Regions from separate parts of the Mus musculus genome. Here region 1 is linked to region 2. Evidence: chromatin loops called from intact Hi-C (ENCODE). Cell type or tissue: left cerebral cortex. All regions are shown on one strand. Each heading gives the region's core, and the rest is flanking DNA. Links, peaks and the distances in the headings are about the cores only.

Evidence for each region. A loop is a pair of places that touch in the nucleus more often than their neighbours do. Peaks named below come from ENCODE experiments on the same cell type or tissue, not always from the same donor. Only the 100,000 strongest peaks of a DNase experiment are listed, where the experiment ranks them.
Region 1: a loop joins it to region 2, with 2.1 times the contacts of the local background. A loop is called at or near these places in 2 of 42 quality-filtered maps.

What each region holds. Positions count from the first base shown.
Region 1 is chr11:52,751,355-52,757,422 of GRCm38, forward strand. No RefSeq gene overlaps it. Among named protein-coding and RNA genes, the nearest start is that of Fstl4, 10 kb to the right of the region's middle. In left cerebral cortex, for the core only: no CTCF peak of the experiment used is centred there; a DNase peak (open chromatin) is centred at 2,688.
Region 2 is chr11:52,662,112-52,668,179 of GRCm38, forward strand. Gm30366 (a long non-coding RNA gene) reads left to right here. Exons shown (of 4, transcript XR_879838.2): 4 at 1-1,742. Among named protein-coding and RNA genes, the nearest start is that of Gm39823, 41 kb to the right of the region's middle. In left cerebral cortex, for the core only: no CTCF peak of the experiment used is centred there; DNase peaks (open chromatin) are centred at 3,431 and 4,495; H3K27ac peaks cover 729 bases.

The DNA.
Region 1 (6,068 bases), core at 566-5,565, 89 kb after region 2:
TAGATTATTTACAAATTCAAATGATGAAACCAAGGATCTTGTATCATGGATTTTGTTTTTTTTTCCAGAAAAAGAGAGGCTGCAGAAGAGGCCCAGTGATTAAGATGCATACATGTGGCAGGTTCTCAGTGGCTCACAACCTATAACTCCAGCTCCAAAGGCTCCATCCAGGTCTTCTGGCCTTCTAGGGCAACTCTGCTTGTATGCTTATACACCTCCCTGCCTTGGGCACAAAGGTGCACACATAATTAAAAACGAAGAAAAAAATATCTTCACTCAGTACTCAAGATAAATACTTGGACAGAGGAATGGGGTTCAATGGAGGACCCTGGCAGTTCACAGAAGTACCAGATGGCTGAAGAATAAGGTTTGACACTGTTTGGCAAACAGTGGTCAAGCTCACCCAGCAGAATCATCCTCGTGAGAAAACACCACCACAGTAGTCATGGCTGCCCATGGGGAGCTCTGGGCACCGTGCTTGGCTTTGCTGTGAACCCATCTTCGTTGACCCCACCCCTTGCGTTTGTGGTGTGAGTGCAGAAGCACCTTTTTGGCCACTGTCTTCTCTACGATTGCCTTCTTCCTCTTGGTTTACTTTACTTTATGTTTCTGCGTGTGTCCATGTATGTGTCGTGGGACAATGGTGGGAGTCAGTTCTCTCCTTCCACCGTGTGGGTCCTGGGGATTGAAATGTCTCCCTTGTACCCTAGCTGTCTGTCCCAGCAGGTCCTAAAGTCTTACATTTGCAGTAAGTTGTCTTCCTGCTTGCTGGTGTGTCTCTCCGTATAGAAAGGTCATGTTTAGAGAACTTGTTAGGAGCTGGCGAGAGAGCTCACTGGATAAAATCACCTGCCATGCAACTCTGACGAACCTGAGTTTGATCCTCAGAACCTGTGGTGGAAAGAAAGAACGACCTTCCACCTTCCGCACCCTCCACAGCTCACGTACACAGATAATAGGATGATAGAAATGTTGTCAGGTTTACCGTGTTTTAATAATGTCAAATATTGCTTGTTAATGGGCAAGCATATGCTCGCAGACACACACACACTCACACACACCACACACACACATCACTCATACTGGACACGATGCTTTTACTGAATAAACAGAATGGTTTCTTACTCTCCTGAGCCTGTTGACAGAAAGCTAACTGTATTAGTTATTCACAGAGTCCATACATAGATCTTTCAGGCTATCGACGTGAGTGCAGGGTGGTTGAATCTTCGTGACCCATTTTGTGACATTCCACGAGCCCTTAGGAATACTCAGTCTGGGCTAATCAGCAACATGGCTGATGCACGTTGTCGTAATGACTCCATAGCTCTTGGCACGAACTGTAGCGACACGTAAGCGATGGGAACTGTGCACAGTATATATAACCTGCAACAGTACACAGCACCCCTGCCGGGTGGAGCAAGAGACAACACACGAAGGCTCTTCCAGGACCCTTGGTGGGCCTCTGATTCATTTGTCTAAGGCAGCCAATTACCAAACAACAAGCCTGGTTTCCCCTCTAGAACAGTGAGGCAGCTTCAGTGACAGCTCCTAAGTACATAAGAAATGCACGTGGACTCCTGTGACATTTCACATTCCCAACTCTGCCCAGCGGCCAATGGTTCCTCCTTCCGAGTGACATATTGATTGGACGTACACGCAGGCCGAGTAGGATTGTGTTCGGTATTTTAAGTTCATCATCTGTTATCCCATTCGCATTGTCATCCCAGGCCCAGACAGTATCAAATTGAAAGCAGTAGTGTAGAAAATTACGAAGAAATCAAAGAAGACCACAGCTGTGAAATGAATCAGGCCAGTGGCCCCCAGTTAGTGCTTCTCCTCTTGTGAATACACTGACTCTCTTTCCTCGCCTCCGCAGAGGGTCTGAGAGCCGGGAGTGCTCTGAGGTAGTTACAGATCAACTCTGACCTTGCTTTGAAATTAGGTACAAGATGTCCCCAGGAACAGCTGATTTTGCTGTCCCATCCTGAAGGTTGTGGAGTGGCTCATCAAGGTGCACCAGTGAGGAGGCAGGAGTGCATGGCGGCTCCGCTCTCCTGGGGAGCCAGGCATGGCCCATCCCCCCCCCTCCCGTCTCCTGAGCTGCCTGTGAATCACACTCCTCCAGGGTGGCTCAGTGACCCTGGTCTAATAAGAGCATTGTCATGCTGCAAGCTGGCGTGAGAGTAGGGGCAGCTCCATCATGGTGAAGAATTTTATGCATCATCATGGTAAAAAGCCTTAACAACTTAGATGAGAGGCTCAGTGGTTGTCAGGGTTTGTATATATGCTCAGCCCAGGGAGTGGCACTATTAGAAGGTATGGCCTGTTGGAGTAGATGTGTCACTGTGGGTGTGGCTTTAAGACCCTCATCCTCGCTGCCTGGAAGAGAGTATTCTGCTAGCAACCTTCAGATGAAGATATAGAACTCTCAGCTCCTCCTGCACCGTGCCTGCCTGGATGCTGCCATGTTCCTGCTTTGATGATAATGGACTGAACCTCTGAAGCAGTTAGCCAGCCCCAATTAAATGTTATCTTTATAAGAGTTGCCTTGGTCATGCGGGTATCTGTTCACAAAAGTAAAACTCTAACAAAGACAGTGGGAAAACATACTTGCCATGAAAGCCTGCAGGCAAAAGTGCAGATTCCTAGAACCTACGTAAATCTGGATGTAGGAGGATGCGAGTGTGTGTCTGTCATCCCAGCACGCCTACAATAAGATGGGAGGCAGAGATAGGAGAATCACCCAGAAGCTTGCTGGACAGCTGGCCTGGTGTCTGCAGCAGTGAAGAACAAGAGACTCTGTCAAACTAGGTGGGAATCAAGGACTGACACCTGAGGTTGTCCTCTGACCTCAACAGGCACACCATCACTCAAGAGTGCCCACCACAAAATGGCATGCAGGCAGCCTGCATCTTGTCACCATGTAAAGCATTGGCTCATCTGTCATACACCTGGACTTGTTGGCAAGTTTCAGAATACCTGTACTGGCTGTGACTGGTGCCTGTGCCGTGATGTTAAACAGAACCAGGGCTGCCTTTCTTTCTGTTCTAGGAAGTACATTTTGAATCCTTTGTCCTAGCTCACTAAGAGCCTGGGCTAGGAGACTTGGGTTCAGGGACCATAGCTGTCTTAAGAGGTAACAGATTCAACTATAAGGTGTGAAACTCCTAAATTTATTATTTTTTTTAAATGGGACAGAATCTTTGTTATTGAACAAAGGAGAAATTCATACAATGTTGATAAATTTGTGGCAACATGAAATCATTTGTTCTACAAAAGACTTGTTCAAGTGAAGAATAAGCCAGCTACAGATGAGAAGAAAACACTTGAGAACCACATGCCAATCAAAGACTAGCCTCTAGGATGTATAAGAACTCTCAAAGCTCAAAAATTTTTCTAAAAAATTCATTTATAAAATGGTCAAAAGTGAGTGTAATGGCTCATACTTGTGATCCCAAGTTTGAGGCAGGAGGATTACCATGAGTTCCAGACTGGTATTCACTACATAGAAAATGGTCAAAAAGTTGTGAACAGACATTTCACCAAAGAAAACTATATACAGTTAACATAATAAAAGGTTGAGGTCATGGCTTGTCACTCAAGGATGAGGACTCTAGTTCACATTCCTAGAAACCATGTAAAAAACATGTCTCTAATAATCTCAATTTTCCTACGGTGAGACTGCGGGAGAGACAGGAGGATCCCTGGAAGCTTTATGTGCACAGCAGGGAACAAGACACCTTGTATCAAATAAGCAGGAGGCTAAGGACACACACCTAAGATTGTCCTCTGACCTCCTCAGGGCCCTGGCACAGATGTGACTCCTCCCTCTCCCCCTCCCCCCTCCTCCCTTCCCCCCTCCCCCTCTTCCTCCTTCCTTTTTCCCCTTTCTCCTCCTCCTTCTTTCTCTCTCTCTCTGTGACTACTACTTCTTCTTCCTTCTCCTCTTCCTCCTTCCTCTCTCTTTCTCTTACCCCTCTGTCTTTCTCTCTCTCTCTGTCACAGTCACATACACAGATTTTTAAAAATGATGTCCATCCTCATTAGCCCTTAAATAAATGTAAATTTAGACTACAATGGACTATCACTGTCTACCTATCATGACTGATGAAACACAGTTATAAATGTGGGTAAATCTTCAGCGACATGGAAACAGTCGTGCTTGGCTGGTGCTAGTGGAAAATGGTGCAGCCACGCTGAAAGTTAGTTTAGTCAGTTCTCTCTCTCTCTCTCTCTCTCTCTCTCTCTCAAACACTATTATTTAAAATTTGTCATTAAAAACTTAAACATGAAATTACTGTGCCAACTAGCATTTGCATTTGTGGACATTTGTCCCAGGAAAGAATGAAAATGTATATTCACATAAAGGTGTTTACAGTCACTTTATTCCTAACAGTCCCAATGTAGAAACAACCTAGGCGGTTAAACAAATGTGGAACATCCATGCCAGGGGACGGCACACTGTGATACAAAGCAACCAGCTGTTGACACATGGGATCATGAGATCCCTTAGGTGAGCCTGGGCACTTACACCAGGCAGAGTAAAGTCAACTTTCAAAGTTGTGTCTTGCAATTTTTTTAAAAAGATTTATTTATTTGTTTTATGTAAGTACACTGTCACTATCTTTACACACCAGAAGAGGGCATCAGATCCCATTGCAGGTGGTTGTGAGCCACCATGTGGTTGCTGGGAATTGAACTCAGGACCTCTGGAAGAGCAGTCAGTGCTCTTAACTGCTGAGCCATCTCTCCAGCCTACAATTATTATTTTTTTATAGTAGTCTCAAGATGAGAAAATAATAGAAATAAGATTACTTGTCTCTAGAGTTTGGGGATGAAAAGGGGTGAGTATGTTCACGTGAGAAACTCTTATGCTAGCAAAGCTCTCGTCAAAGCCAGGGTCCTGGCTGAGATGCTGCTAAAGGGTTTACCAAATGCTAGTAGAAGATGAGATGGACTGAGGAGCACACAGGACACGTTTGTGTCACTGCCTGAAACTAAGAAGGGCTGGAGAGGTTGATGAGTGGCTACGGCACAAGCAGGAAAGCCTGAGGTCAGATCCCCAACCCCTGCAAAAGTCTGCTGTGGCCTTCTGTCTGCTCCCAGTGCCATGAATAAAGAGGCCTGTGGATGCTCGGGGCTCTCTGGCCAGGCAGGCCAGCCCAAATGGGGAAGTCCCTGGCTCAGTGAGTGACTCTGTCTCAAAACAATAAGGCAGAGAGCCGTAGAGGAGCAGTTCTCAACCTTCCTAGTGCTGTGACCCTTTAATATAATTCCTCATGTTGTGGACATGGGGAGCATGCTTTGTTGCTACTTCATAACTGTAATTTTGTTACTGTTATAAATTGTAAATATCTGTGTTTTCCCATGGCTTTAGGTGACCCTTGGAAAGGGTCAGTAGACCCTCAAAGGAGTCATGAACCATAGATTGAGAATGCTGCAATAGAGGAAGACATTTCACACCTACCTCTAGCCTCCACTAGTGCACTCAAGCATGAGCACATTTGCACATACACATACCACCCCCACACTGTAAGTGGGAACTTGAAAGAGGGCCCAGAGGTTCAGAGTACACATAGCTCTTGCAGAGGACCTGAGTTCAGTTCCTAGCATCCACACTGAATGGCTCACAACTGCTTGTAACTCTAGTTCCCGGGGATCCGATGTCCTTTTCTGGTCTCTACAGGCACCTGCACCCATGCACATAACCACATACACAGATGTACATGTAATTAAAAAAAAACACTTTCATAAAAAAATCTATACGTAATCATGTAAGATTTAATTCACATGCAGTAAGAGACTGTAGGCCTGTGGAAGTATGATAAGGTCCACACAGTGCGTCAGTGGGGTCAGGTAAGGATGCGCGTGCAGCCTTTGCTTGGGTTGTCTTAAGTGTGAGCTGTTTGAGATGGTTAGGATGCTAGATTGTTTTTCTTCTTATTCATAGATGTTTGATTTGTGCCCGTAATAGACTGTGTTTAAAGATGAGAAACATAAGGAACCCAACGATGAAATACGAGATAATTAAGGGTGGAAAGACAGCAAGCCTACAACGCTGCCTCAGA
Region 2 (6,068 bases), core at 316-5,315:
CCAGTCATTGAGAGCATGCCAGGGCAGCACATGCCCAAACAGGGAGCAGATGCCACGAAGGGTATCAGTATCACGCAGCCACACGGAGCAGGAGCGGCACATGGAAGGGAAACTGAGGACCTGACTGGATTCCTGCCTTCAAAAACCTCACAGCAGAGGTTGAGAGGTTTGGCAGAAGTTTTTATGGAGCGCAGCTCACTTGCCACGTTTTTCTGCGTTGTTAAGCTGCCGGGAGGTGTAGACTCAGCCTAATTAGGAACGACATGCAGTGGGCTTTTAGCAGCTGTCCTGGGCCAGACACTGTTCAGCCACCCGCTAATATAAAGCTCTCTCAGTTTGGCGTGAGGTGACTGACTGGGCTTCTGAGCCAGCCTGCCAGAATCTGGGCTATGCTGCTTGCCATACCTGCGCTCACCCATTGATAAAGTGGACCATGCTTTTACTGGTCTTTGCATCTAGGCTGGTGCTGGGTCCACACTGTGTCTAATCTAGATGGGAGGTTTTGTGGTGCTGCCTCTGCCCATGTCATCACTATGAGTCCCCAGCCTGGAGTCTTGCTGGGTCTCTGGAGCTGTATGCAGTGACTTACTTCTTCTGTGGGCACATGGGCAAAAGCCTAGGAGAAGCCAATGTCCCTGTCCACCACCTTGTTACTGTGTCTCTGGTATTCTACCTGGTAAGGCATCCGGTGCCTGATGGGGCTGGACTGTGGGAGTTCCCATGCCTCATTACCACCATCAAACACCCAACCAGAAGCAGCATAAGGGAAGAAGACCTTGTTTTGGCTCGCAGTTTGAGAGAATCCAGTCCACCATGGAGGGGAAGGCATGGCAACTGGTGGCTCCGAGGTGGCAGGAGTGTGCAGCTGGGCCACTTAATTTCATATCTGGGTAGAAAAGGAGAATGTGGACAGGAAGTGGGGCCCAAACCTTGTGACCCTCTTCCTGTAGCAAGGCTTCAGCTCTTAAGAGTTCTTCTGAAACAGCGCCATTAGTCAGGGACCAAGAGTTCAAAATGCAGGAGCCTGGGAAGGAGAAAAGGGATTTCAAACCAACAAAAAGCCAACAGGTCTTGGCCATAGCTCTAGCTCTGTCCCTGACTTCAGTTTGGGGGAGAGAGAGAGAGAGAACACATGTTTCCTAGCTTGTATGTTTCTTCTCTGAAGTCTTCAGATCTCATTCAGGCAGAGACCTAAGATACACTGTTCTCTGTCACTGCACTGTTCTCTGTCACTGAACTGTTCCCTGTCACTGCACTGTTCTCTGTCACTGCACTATTCCCTGTCACTGCACTGTTCCCTGTCACTGCACTGTTCCCTGTCACTGCACACTGTTCCCTGTCACTGCCCACTAGGACCCAGCTGTTTGGTTCATGCAGCCAGATGAAAGCTTGCTGGTTGGAGGGTATATTGGCCCAAACAGGGCTGTTATGGAAATAGAGGACTTTCCTTGTGGGGGAGGGTAAGGCTGCCTGATAGCCACCCAAAATGTGTGGTTCCTTGGCTCATTGTATGAATCCTTTCTTCTTGGGGATCCTGTATGTCTGTGGGATTTTGTGCCCCTTTGACTTTTATCTGTATCCCCATTATGGATGGCTGTCTATGGCACAAAGTTGCATCAATGAGTTCTGGACCTGTCCAGAGGTCAGTAAGACCAGAATAGTTTCCCACCCACAAACTATTACATTTGTTATAATAATTAGTGGGGTTGTAATTATCACATAAATTTTAAAATAAAACTGAAATGAGCATCTGTTCACAAATTTTTAGTTTTAATTTTTGAAAGATAAAACACAATGAATGGTTCTTTTGACTTTTGACTTTGAGATGATTCACCGAAGCCTCTAGATTTAGTGTCTCTTGTCCTTGATCTCTTTGTAGATCCCTGTCTCTCTCTCTCTCTCTTTCTCCCATCCTTTCTTTCTGCTCTCTTTCCCTTTCTTTTCACAGTCCCTCTGCCTCTCTTCCTCACTATCTCCTTCTTTTCTTCCTAGCCTTTCTTCTCCTTCTCTACCTCCTACTTTTCCTCCCTCCCTCCCTTCCTTCTCTCCTTCTTCTTTTTGAAACAAGACCTCACACATTCCAAGCATGCTCTGAACTTGTTCTTCAGCTGACAGCATGACCTTCAATTTGGATCCCCCTGCCTCCTGAGTGCTGGTACCACAGATCTTTGCCACCACTCCTGGTCTTTGTACAGGGCTGGGTGTCTGACCCAGGGCTTTGTGCAAGCCAGGCAAGAACTCTGTCAACCAAGGTGCATCCACAGCCCTGTAGATTTTTTTGTTCAGATATTTAATCATTTGTTAGATTTTGTTAGATTCTTGTTTAGATATTTAAGTATTTGTTAGATTTTGACATCAGAAGCAGGACTTGATCTAGACTTCCTGTGAGTATTGATGAGAGGGTCTTACACAGTGGCTCTCTCTGATGTGTGAACAAAGAAAGGAGAACATGGGACAAGTGACTGTAAGAGTCACATGCCACTCATGACCATTCAGGAATGGAGCCTGGTGGTTGGCCATCCCACACTTGATCTTCTAGGCACTGTACAACCTCAGGGGAGTACCCTTCAAAGTGGCTTCTTTGGCAAATTGAGGCCTCTATGCCAGCTGGGCTTTGTGGTAAATTCTACCTGGAAGGTGGCCAGAGGAGCCTAATGACTTTTGGGCTCAACTGTGTTTGTGACCAAGCTGGATAATTCCCCTAAGAATGGCTATGACAAGTCTTACCTTGGAGCCAGGAGCTGGTCTCAAGGGCTATACGCATTTGATGCCCAATCTCAAAGACGCTGACACTCACGTGTCCTTTAATAGCTTGTTAGGTCAAGTGACTGCCAAGAGTGGGGCCAGGATTTGAACCCAGTGTCCCGCCTCTGGAATGATGCTCCTATCTAGGCCCTTAGCCTTTCTATCTGGGAGCACCACCTCCTTCAACAGGAGCACCAAAGACACAGGCTGCAGCAGACAACCTCATCAGGCCCGTTTATGAAGCAACACAGCGCTGTATCAATACCAGGAGAATGCCATTGATTTTAGTGGCATTTAGATCACAAGAGCCTGTCTGAAGCTGCGCCCCGAGATTTATGCTCCCCACATCCATTAGAGCTAATGGGAAATGCCTGCATAAATCATGAGCTGTGATGGGGAGTTACAGCTCCGAGTCGCCCTTGGTGTATTTTAACTGCCTGCGCTGAAGTGAAGTACGCATCCTTTCTGACTAGCATGCACCCCCTTGCTAGTTTCCTAGCAGAAGCTTGGACCTGGGAAAAAAAGTCCAAAGCCCTGGGCTCTGGGTATTGTGTAGCTGTGTGTGCTCAGGTAAATTATGCAACCTCTCTGAGCTATACTCATACATCCCATCTGGACAATGAAACCCACATCTCAGGCTGCTGTTGCCAGGAGAATTAAGGCCCAACATTCCTTTCCTTACACCATTTCTCTCTCCTTGAGGGACGTGGGTGGGCATGGGGGATGGTTGGGAAGCTTCCAACATGATGCCCTAGTTAGGGTTTCTATTGCTGTGGTGAAACACCATGACCAAGAGCAAGCTTGAGAGGAAAGGGTTTATTAGGCTTATGCTTCCATATCACAGTTCATCATCAAAGAAAGTCAGGACAGGAGGCCAAGCAGGGCAGGAACCCGGAGGCAGGAGCTGATGCAGAGGCCACGGAGGAGTGCTGCTTACTGGGCTGCCTCTCATAGCTTGTTCAGCCGGCTTTCTTATAGAATCCAGGACTCCCAGCCTAGGGATGGGCACACCCACAGTGGTCTGAGCCCTCCCCCCATCAACCACTAATTAAGAAAATGCCTTACAGCTGGATCTTATGGAGGCATTTTCTCAGTTGAGGTTTTGGTTTCGTCCTTTCCAGATAAGTTTAGCTTGTGTCAGGTTGATATAAGACTAGCCAACAAACGTGAGTTGAAACTAAAGGTTTGTATGATATAGAAGTTTTGTTGGTGGGGACAGTGTGTGTGTGTGTGTGTGTGTGTGTGTGTGTGTGTGTGTGTGATATCTTGTGTATAGAGATCAGAGGGCAATATTGGATTTTGATCCTGTTGTTCCATCTGGTTGAGATGGGGCCTCTTACTCATGACTAGTCCAGGCTAACTAATTGCTTGGGAACTCTCCTGTCTCTGACTCTCATCTTGGCTCATATGAGTCCTACAGAACACTATTTCTACTGTGTCTGGTTTTATTTGGTCTCTGGGGATTTTACTCAGGTCCTCTTGATTGTGTGGCAAGTGCTTTACCCACTGAGCCATCTCCCCAGACCATCATTTTCTTCTCTTTAATCTCTCAGTGTTGTGTTCTGTGCCAGCCTCCAGTAGAACCTAGCTGTGTAAAACCATACTCATTCCCCTTTCCCTGAATGCATGAGAGTGTATGGTAACCCCTCCCCGAGAGCTGATTCCTAGTCGGTTCAGACTGTCTTCCCTCAGGACAGATGCTGCGGACGAGCTGATGAGCCAGGCTGCTGTGTTCACTACCCCTGGGACTCACATACAGGTCTGCTTAGCTTTCTTTCAGTCCCCTCTGGATTTCCTATTAGTGCTGAGTCAGGGTGTTCCCACTGTGTTTGTGTGAGGGCTGAATTTACACAACCACCACAGACCAAACGCCTGGCAGGAGGCATCTAAGGAGAAGAGAGGTTTATTTTGGCTCCTGGTTTGATGGAATGGATGACAGGAGATGGTTCTGTGATGTCAGGTAGTTTTGTGGTTCCACAGTAGCAGGAGAGTGTGGCTGGGACTCCTCAGATCTTTGTGAACAGAAAGCAGGGCCAGGCTGTAAACCTCAAGACTCATTTCCTCAAGGCCCCAGCATCTCCACCTGGGGACCAGGTGTTTGCACAGGAGCCTGTGTGTATGTGTGTGTTTGTGTGTGTGTGTGTGTGTGTGTGTGTAGGGGGTGTAGTTTACACTTATATCATAATAATGTCCGGTCAGAAAAATCTGGATGCTTTCAAGGTAAAACTCATCACAAGCATTGCCCTTCTTCCTCTGGAAGTGTAGCCTTCTAGAAATGTAGGCTTCTGGTTTTTTTTCTAGCAGTGACCCAAGAGAGGCTGTGGGTTTGGTACCTGAGGGTTTTGACTGAGAGAACTCCAGGGCTCCTGACCTGACAGACTAAGCCAGATTGAACATTTTAGAAGAGAGGTGGGCCCTGTGAGCATGGTTTGATGCAAAGGGCATTCCCAAAAGTATTTCAGTGCTGGACAAAGGGGAGGTGATGGTATCCTGTTGAGGTGAGACATTCTGCATTTGTTGAGACTTCCTGAGCCTGTCTGCTGTCTTCCAGGTCATAGATGTGAAAGCTGGCCTTCAGAAGACCACTCAATTTGCCATTTCCCCAAATCTGTATGATAGGCTATGCAGCCAGATGCCAACATCTGACAACGGATGCTCTCTTGTTGTCCAGGTTAGCCTTGAACTGGCTACAGAGCTGTGGATAACCTTGGACTCTCAGTCCTCCTGCCCCTATCTCCCAAGTGCTGGGATTGCAGATGTGTGTCACCTTACCTGATTGATGCCATATTGGGGCTGGAACCCGGGGCCTCACGTGTGCTAGGCACACACACTGTCAATTGGGTGTTATTTCTAGCCTTGACCATCCTTTTTAGAAAAGATTATTTATGTGTGTCTCTGAGCACATGAGTGGAGGTGCCTATGAAGGTGAGGCAGGTCCACTGGCTCCTTGGCAGCTAGCATTACAGCCAGTTGTCACCCGCCTCATGTGGGTGCTGGGAACTGAACCGGAAAAGCAGTATGTGCTCTTAACCACCAAGCCAACTCTCCAGGCCCACTGGCCATATTTTTTAAACCACCTCAGTGGGCGCCTCACACAGCCACATGGCTGAGTGATGCAAAAAGAAGAGTAGATGACGAAGGCGAAGGCTGCGTTCGTTCCCTGAGCACACCAAATCCAGGGAGGGGATTCATGTTCCGTGAGGCAGTGCACAAGTCCCTGAGATGGGGGCATCCATTCTTGGTCCAGGTCCAGGGTGAGAAGGTGTGAGAAGGTGTGCACACATGTGCGCGTGCACATTTGTGTATCTGTGTGTGTGTGTGTG